2 separate regions of the Homo sapiens genome follow, and region 1 is linked to region 2. A link is a loop called in an ENCODE intact Hi-C map of the cell type or tissue named here. Cell type or tissue: heart right ventricle. All regions are shown on one strand. Each heading gives the region's core, and the rest is flanking DNA. Links, peaks and the distances in the headings are about the cores only.

Evidence for each region. Peaks named below come from ENCODE experiments on the same cell type or tissue, not always from the same donor. Only the 100,000 strongest peaks of a DNase experiment are listed, where the experiment ranks them.
Region 1: it touches region 2 in a loop (3-fold over the local background); 3 of 110 quality-filtered maps call a loop at or near these places.

Annotation. Positions count from the first base shown.
Region 1 is chr7:33,830,598-33,833,513 of GRCh38, forward strand. No RefSeq gene overlaps it. Among named protein-coding and RNA genes, the nearest start is that of BMPER, 73 kb to the right of the region's middle. In heart right ventricle, for the core only: no CTCF peak of the experiment used is centred there; DNase peaks (open chromatin) are centred at 1,412, 1,716 and 1,874.
Region 2 is chr7:33,893,749-33,896,664 of GRCh38, forward strand. No RefSeq gene overlaps it. Among named protein-coding and RNA genes, the nearest start is that of BMPER, 10 kb to the right of the region's middle. RefSeq lists an enhancer at 1,780-1,829. In heart right ventricle, for the core only: CTCF peaks have their summits at 1,743 (motif pointing left) and 1,954; a DNase peak (open chromatin) is centred at 1,733; H3K4me3 peaks cover 569 bases; H3K27me3 peaks cover 738 bases.

The DNA of each region.
Region 1 (2,916 bases), core at 237-2,736, 63 kb before region 2:
TAGTTAGGGATGAAGCCAGGGAGGGGGTTCGGTGTCTGATGACATAGGGTGATAAGAATAGGTCACCATCGGCTCAGAATCTGTACCCAGCACACGTTCTCCTGCTGATCCTAGCATAGGATCAAAGCCCATCTTCTTCTCCTCTCTAATTTCTAGGTGCTGGCTTCCCACAATCACTCTTTCCATGACACTGTGTTTTTCAACCTCATCGGATGCATGAGGAGGTGTCTTTAAAGATCATCAGTCCCACTAGGGCACGAGAGGGCTCAGAAGTTCGACTATCTGGCCTGCTATTCCCCATTTTTATAGGGATGAGGGCTGACCCTAGGTGCCTTCTTTCCTCATCTCCCCACCTGGACTGGCCCTCGGAGGTGTGGAACACATGTAGTGTGTTTAGTAAGAAAATTAACACGTACTATTTCCTATCACATTAAATATGAAACTGTGGTGGAAAGCAAACTTTGGGGAAAGGTAAACTCCTGTTTTGTTAATGCTTTGGCAAGATTTCCCCCAATGGCTCTGTGCTTGCTCTAAGCTGGATTTACACCAAGCTCACCCTTCTCAGCACCTGTTTTTCTCTTATGTAAGGGAAAAAAATGTCTTGAAAATCTGCACTGGGCATTTGCCATGCTAGACTGAGAAACACCAAAGTTTAACCTTTGTTTTTTCAATTTTCTGGCTAGTCACTAAGGACTGGCCTCCTACGTCCAGCTGAAGCTACGCTATATCTTTAAGGGGGATGTGGAAAATCCTCCTCTTTATCAGAGTACTCAGTGAAGATATTGATAGAATATTTCTTTCCATGGGATTGACTGCCTCTTTCTTATACTCCAAGGAACTGGCAGAGTCCAGGACAAGCCACTCAAGCCTTAATGCATTTGAAACCATCCCTAACCATTTCATGTTCTGGGAATTCTCTGTGTTCAATAAAGGGATGTTAATAACATATTTTTGAGTGGCTGCAAAGTTCTAGGGACAATGCCAGATACTTTTTACATAAATCATCTCCTTTAGTCTTGGCACAAGACTAGGATGGTGGATTTGATGATCCCCACTTTTCAAGTGAGGCTCAGGTGAAGCACCTAAAGTCTCATCGCTGGTGGGTAGGAGAGCCAGGATTTTTTTTCTTTCTCTGCCTCCCTTTGAAGGGTCACTCTCCTGTTATTCTTTCTAGACATTATTAGCCTTCACACTAATGAAGACTGGCTACTTGACCCAATCCATTCTCTCTTCGAATGCCAGCTGGATTGGAATTGAGGTTTTCGGGAAGACGTGGCACAGCAGAACTTGTGTTTCAGACAATGGTCTTTAAATAAAGATGAGCTGGGCTTGGCGCCACACCTACGCCCGGCCTTCCCCAGCCAAAGCAGAAAGAGGGTTGCGCAACTCTTCAAGCAGTGCAGGGCTTCAGAACAGCTGGTTCTGCTTCCTCACCTTGCAAACAATCACCAAGAGTTACAGGAATCTCACCAGGGGCGTTCGCTTCTCTTGCCTCTTCAGCCTCACTATATCCCTGAGCAGTTGGTTGTGCTTCCAATTGCCCTTCTTCATGCAGAGCTGCGGGAAGCCTGGACAAGTGACGTGACTGTCCGGGCTCCAACAGTCTTGGAAATGGTCTTTGAGTTTTGGTTTCCAAGCACCCAGGTGTTTTAACATCTAACGCTTTCTCCTGTGGGATTTCAGCCGGGATGGAACTTCTCTGGCTAAGTATGAGTTAAGTGAACCCAGCTGTTTTGGAGATTGGGTCACTGAATTGTTCTTTCTGGCCCCTTCTGCCTATTACTTTGCTTTGGAACAGAAATTCCACTGCATCTGCCTGTGGAGAACTCAGCTGGTGTCAGCAGCATCTTCTTGGATCCATCAGCACTCGCTGACAAACAAGGAAACTGGATCCATGTTGGACACACACTCTTCTCAGTTATGTACTTTGTCTCTCTGTAATCCCTCTGGTATTGACAAATAGAGCTCCAGGACGCGGTGGCTGTGACAGCACCCGCAGACAGCATGTATTAGCATCCGCATTATCGTCTTGGCCCTGACAGCCTGGGCACTGGAGAGAGGATTAAGTGATTAGTAGTGTGTATGTTACAACCATCTTTTTATTCCTTGGGACTTTTCAGTTTTGCTCACTTCATAAAGACGTAAAAGAGGGCTCTGAGTAAAAACAGATGCACTTATACATTTCTTTGGGTCTGATGGGCAGCATATGTCGCAGACATTTGGGTGATGTTGAGACATTATCAAATTTCTTCATGAACACAGCAAATCATCTTGCCTTTGTGAAAACTATTGTTTTAAGGGCTGGCTTCAAGGTATATTAATTAAAAAAAAAAAGATCTGTTTTCATCTCCAGTGTATTATATTTGATGAACTGGCCTATGAAGGTGTGTAGGTTAGATAATCATCTAGTAAACTTTGTTCCCTAGAAATTTACTAAAGGGGAGATTGATGTCAGGGCGCTTTGACCCTGAGATGGGTTTAACGTGATTGTTAAATATTATCATTTTAAATGGAATTTCTTTTTCCTGATTTGATCAAATTCTCTAAAATATTCATCCACAAGAAGTGGTCCAAAAAATGTCAGTCATCTCTCACACTGTCATTTTTATGAGTCATATTATCTTACACATTTTTAGAGTGGAAAAGCCTATCACAGTCATTATAAATTAGAACCTTTAGTCTTTATCATAGAGTTTGATTTTTATATTGTAAAATGTTGACCTCATATTTTACGTTTTAATTCTTCTTACTTCACCCATTCAACAAGCTTTTTTTTGTTTTGTTTTGTTTTGTTTTGTTTTTTAGATGGAGTCTTGCTCTGTTGCCCAGGCTGGAGTGCAGTGGCACAATCTCAGCTCACTGCAAGCTCCGCCTCCTGGGTTCACGCCATTCTCCTGCCTCAGCCTCCCGAGTAGC
Region 2 (2,916 bases), core at 275-2,774:
GGAAATGTGCAAAAATCTGCACTATCCAAAATGTGGCCACTGAGCACTTAAAGTGTGGCTAGTGTGGTGGAGGAGAGAAGTTAAAATTTAATTTTAATGCATAAAGTCACGTGTGGCTGTTTGTTACAGTATTGGCCATCTCAAAACTAGGCAGAGGAAACCGCAAAAGTGAATCCTAAGAGCAGAAAGTCCTGGAGCAGACATGGGGCAGCCGCAGGTGATATAGCTTGGCTGAAGCATAGGCTGTGGGAAGGCAATGGGAGACAGATGTGAGGCCAATTCTGCCAGCTTAAAGGGTTTAAATGTTCTTTTCTAGGCAGTAGGAGCTACAGAGGGTTTGTGAGCAAGGGAGTTACACCATGTGGCTCTACTTCAGCGTGGTTAGTCTAACAGGAGGTAGGGGAGTGGAGTCTCTCTGATGAGACCAGATAGAGGCTGGAAAGGGAAACACTTAGAAGTCTTACTACAAAAACCCCGGTGGAGCTCTCACAGCGTGCTGGGCATCGTGCAAACAGCTCTAGCTTGTTTATTGCTGGTTAAGTTGCATGCCTTCAAGTAAGCACAAAAATAAAAATCGGAATCAAGGTGTTTGTTTTTTAATGGGCAAAGCCCATTAAAAATGTATTTGCCTTCACTATACCACTGTTTTAAGTCTCCTGGAGGGAAGAAAGGAAAGCCAGCTTCCTTTGGCAGCGTAATGAGATAGATGACAGAACTGACACCTAGATTAGGCCTTGATGTTAATCTGGCTGGATGTGGCTTTTCTCATGACTTGATAGGACTCTTTTTTCTTTCCACATGCATTTCTGCATGAGACCCCCCCTACTTTGTTTCCAGACCCAAAGCCTTCTACCGTCTTACTGCCTTGATGAAAGCCCAAATGATGCCATTGCAGAGCCCAGTAGTTTGATTATTTGTGGACCAGTAGAGTTACTGTCTGCATTTAAGGAACTCTCCAGAAAGGTAGAGATATATTTTCTCCTTGAGATCTCTTCAATTTGCAGGCAATTACATGATGGCTTCCTCTCCCCGACCCCTTTGATAACCTTCCCTTGAGGGGCACTTCAGGAATCAGGCTGCCTGGTTTGGAACCCTGGCTTACTGTTTGAGTTTGTGCAAGTTACTGACATACCACCTGCCTCACGGTCTGGTTTTAAAGACTTAGTGAGCTAAGGTACCCAAAGTGCTTAGAACTGTGCAAGACACTTACTGCATATAGGTTTATAATTATTATTACTAACCAACAATTATTTGTACACCTGCCTTGACCTACCAGTTTACAGTGGGGTACGGGCAGGAGTACTCTAAGGTGGGAAGAAGCAGCAACTATCAAAAGACCATTTACAATATTTGGGAGTGAATCTAAAGGAATTGATAGCCCAGTACTGCGGCTCAAGCCTGTAATCCCAGTGCTTTGGGAGGTCGAGGTGGGAGGATTACTGGAGCCCAGGAGTTCCAGGCTGCAGTGAGCTATGATTGCAGCACTGCACTCCAGTTTGGGTGACAGCTGGGAAAGAAGCCATAGAAATGCTAAAAAATGCAGAGGAGTTAAGCTGGAAGGGAAGGGGAGAGGATAGCTTTCCAGGAACTGGAAAGCACAGTTTTTATATGCGTGGGAGCAAAATTTGCACTTTCAGGCAGATGACCCCGGCTTAACCACTGTCAGGGGCACAGCAGGCTCTTCTTGAGTTGCTGCAACCGGGGCTGTGCTTCTCTGGCGGTCCCAGTGCTGCCACCTACAGGGTCTGCGAGGCAGAGCGCGCCGCCCTCGTGTCTCTCGGGAGTCTGGGTGCTGGGCAGGAAGAGCAGGACCAATACGTTCCTCACCAGCCATGCCATTAGCTCCTTTCTCTCACAGGCTTTGAATGCACCTGCCCCTAGACACAACAGTTCTGGGACACATTTCTAAACATTATTTCTAAAAGAGGGGGATAAAGAAAGAAAATAAGACCAAGTTCCACACCCAGAAGAGAAAGTGCACATCGACATGTCACCACGTGCTGGGTGATGAGTTAGTGGTTTGGCATACGTTATTGCATTTAGTCCACAAAATAGATATCATCAATATTGTCATCCACGCTACAAGGGAGGTTAAAGAATCCAATACACAATTGTTTAGAGCCTGGGCCACTCCAATTCTGAGGTCTGTATATGTCAGAACACACTACCTGACTTAAATTATTTTTCTATCTTTCCTAAGTATAAAAGCACACATAATTAAGTTGACCAAACACGATCTTTGCACATGGTAAATGCCTCTTACCTTGACCTCTTGCTTTAAAAGCTGAGACATTTCTAATGAAGATGTTTTAGCAGATATAGTCACTTACATAAGTGAGTCAGCTTCTTCTATGCCAGGGCCTAAATCTTTGTCAATTAGTACATTACTTTTTATTTATTCAAGCCAACTTGAATGGATTGGTGTTGGAGATAAAAATACCAAACAAGGTGCCCTTTCTGGCTCTTACTAACTCAAACTCTCTATTAATTAATTGACATCTGGGCACACTTGTACTACAAATTGACCATCCTACGGTAGTAGCAGTGCTTCTCAAGCTTTAAAGTACATACCAACAACCCAGGAATCTTGTTAAAATGCCGATTTGGATTCAACCAGTCTGGAATGGGGTCTGAGATTCTGCAGTCTCCCCAGTGATGTAGATGCTCCTGGTTCAGGAAATACATTTTGAGTTTCAAGGAGCTAGAAGATCTTGAAGTTCTTTTGAATCATCAAAATAAATTTTAATTGGTTTGCATATTAATTAACTGTGCAAGCAATTAAATTATGCTTTATTATTAATTATATTTTATTGTTTTCTAATGCTTTGAAAGTCAGTAAACTATATATTCCGCTTGCATATGTCATGATAGCAAAGACATGGAATCAACCTAAATGCCCATCAATGATAAACTAGA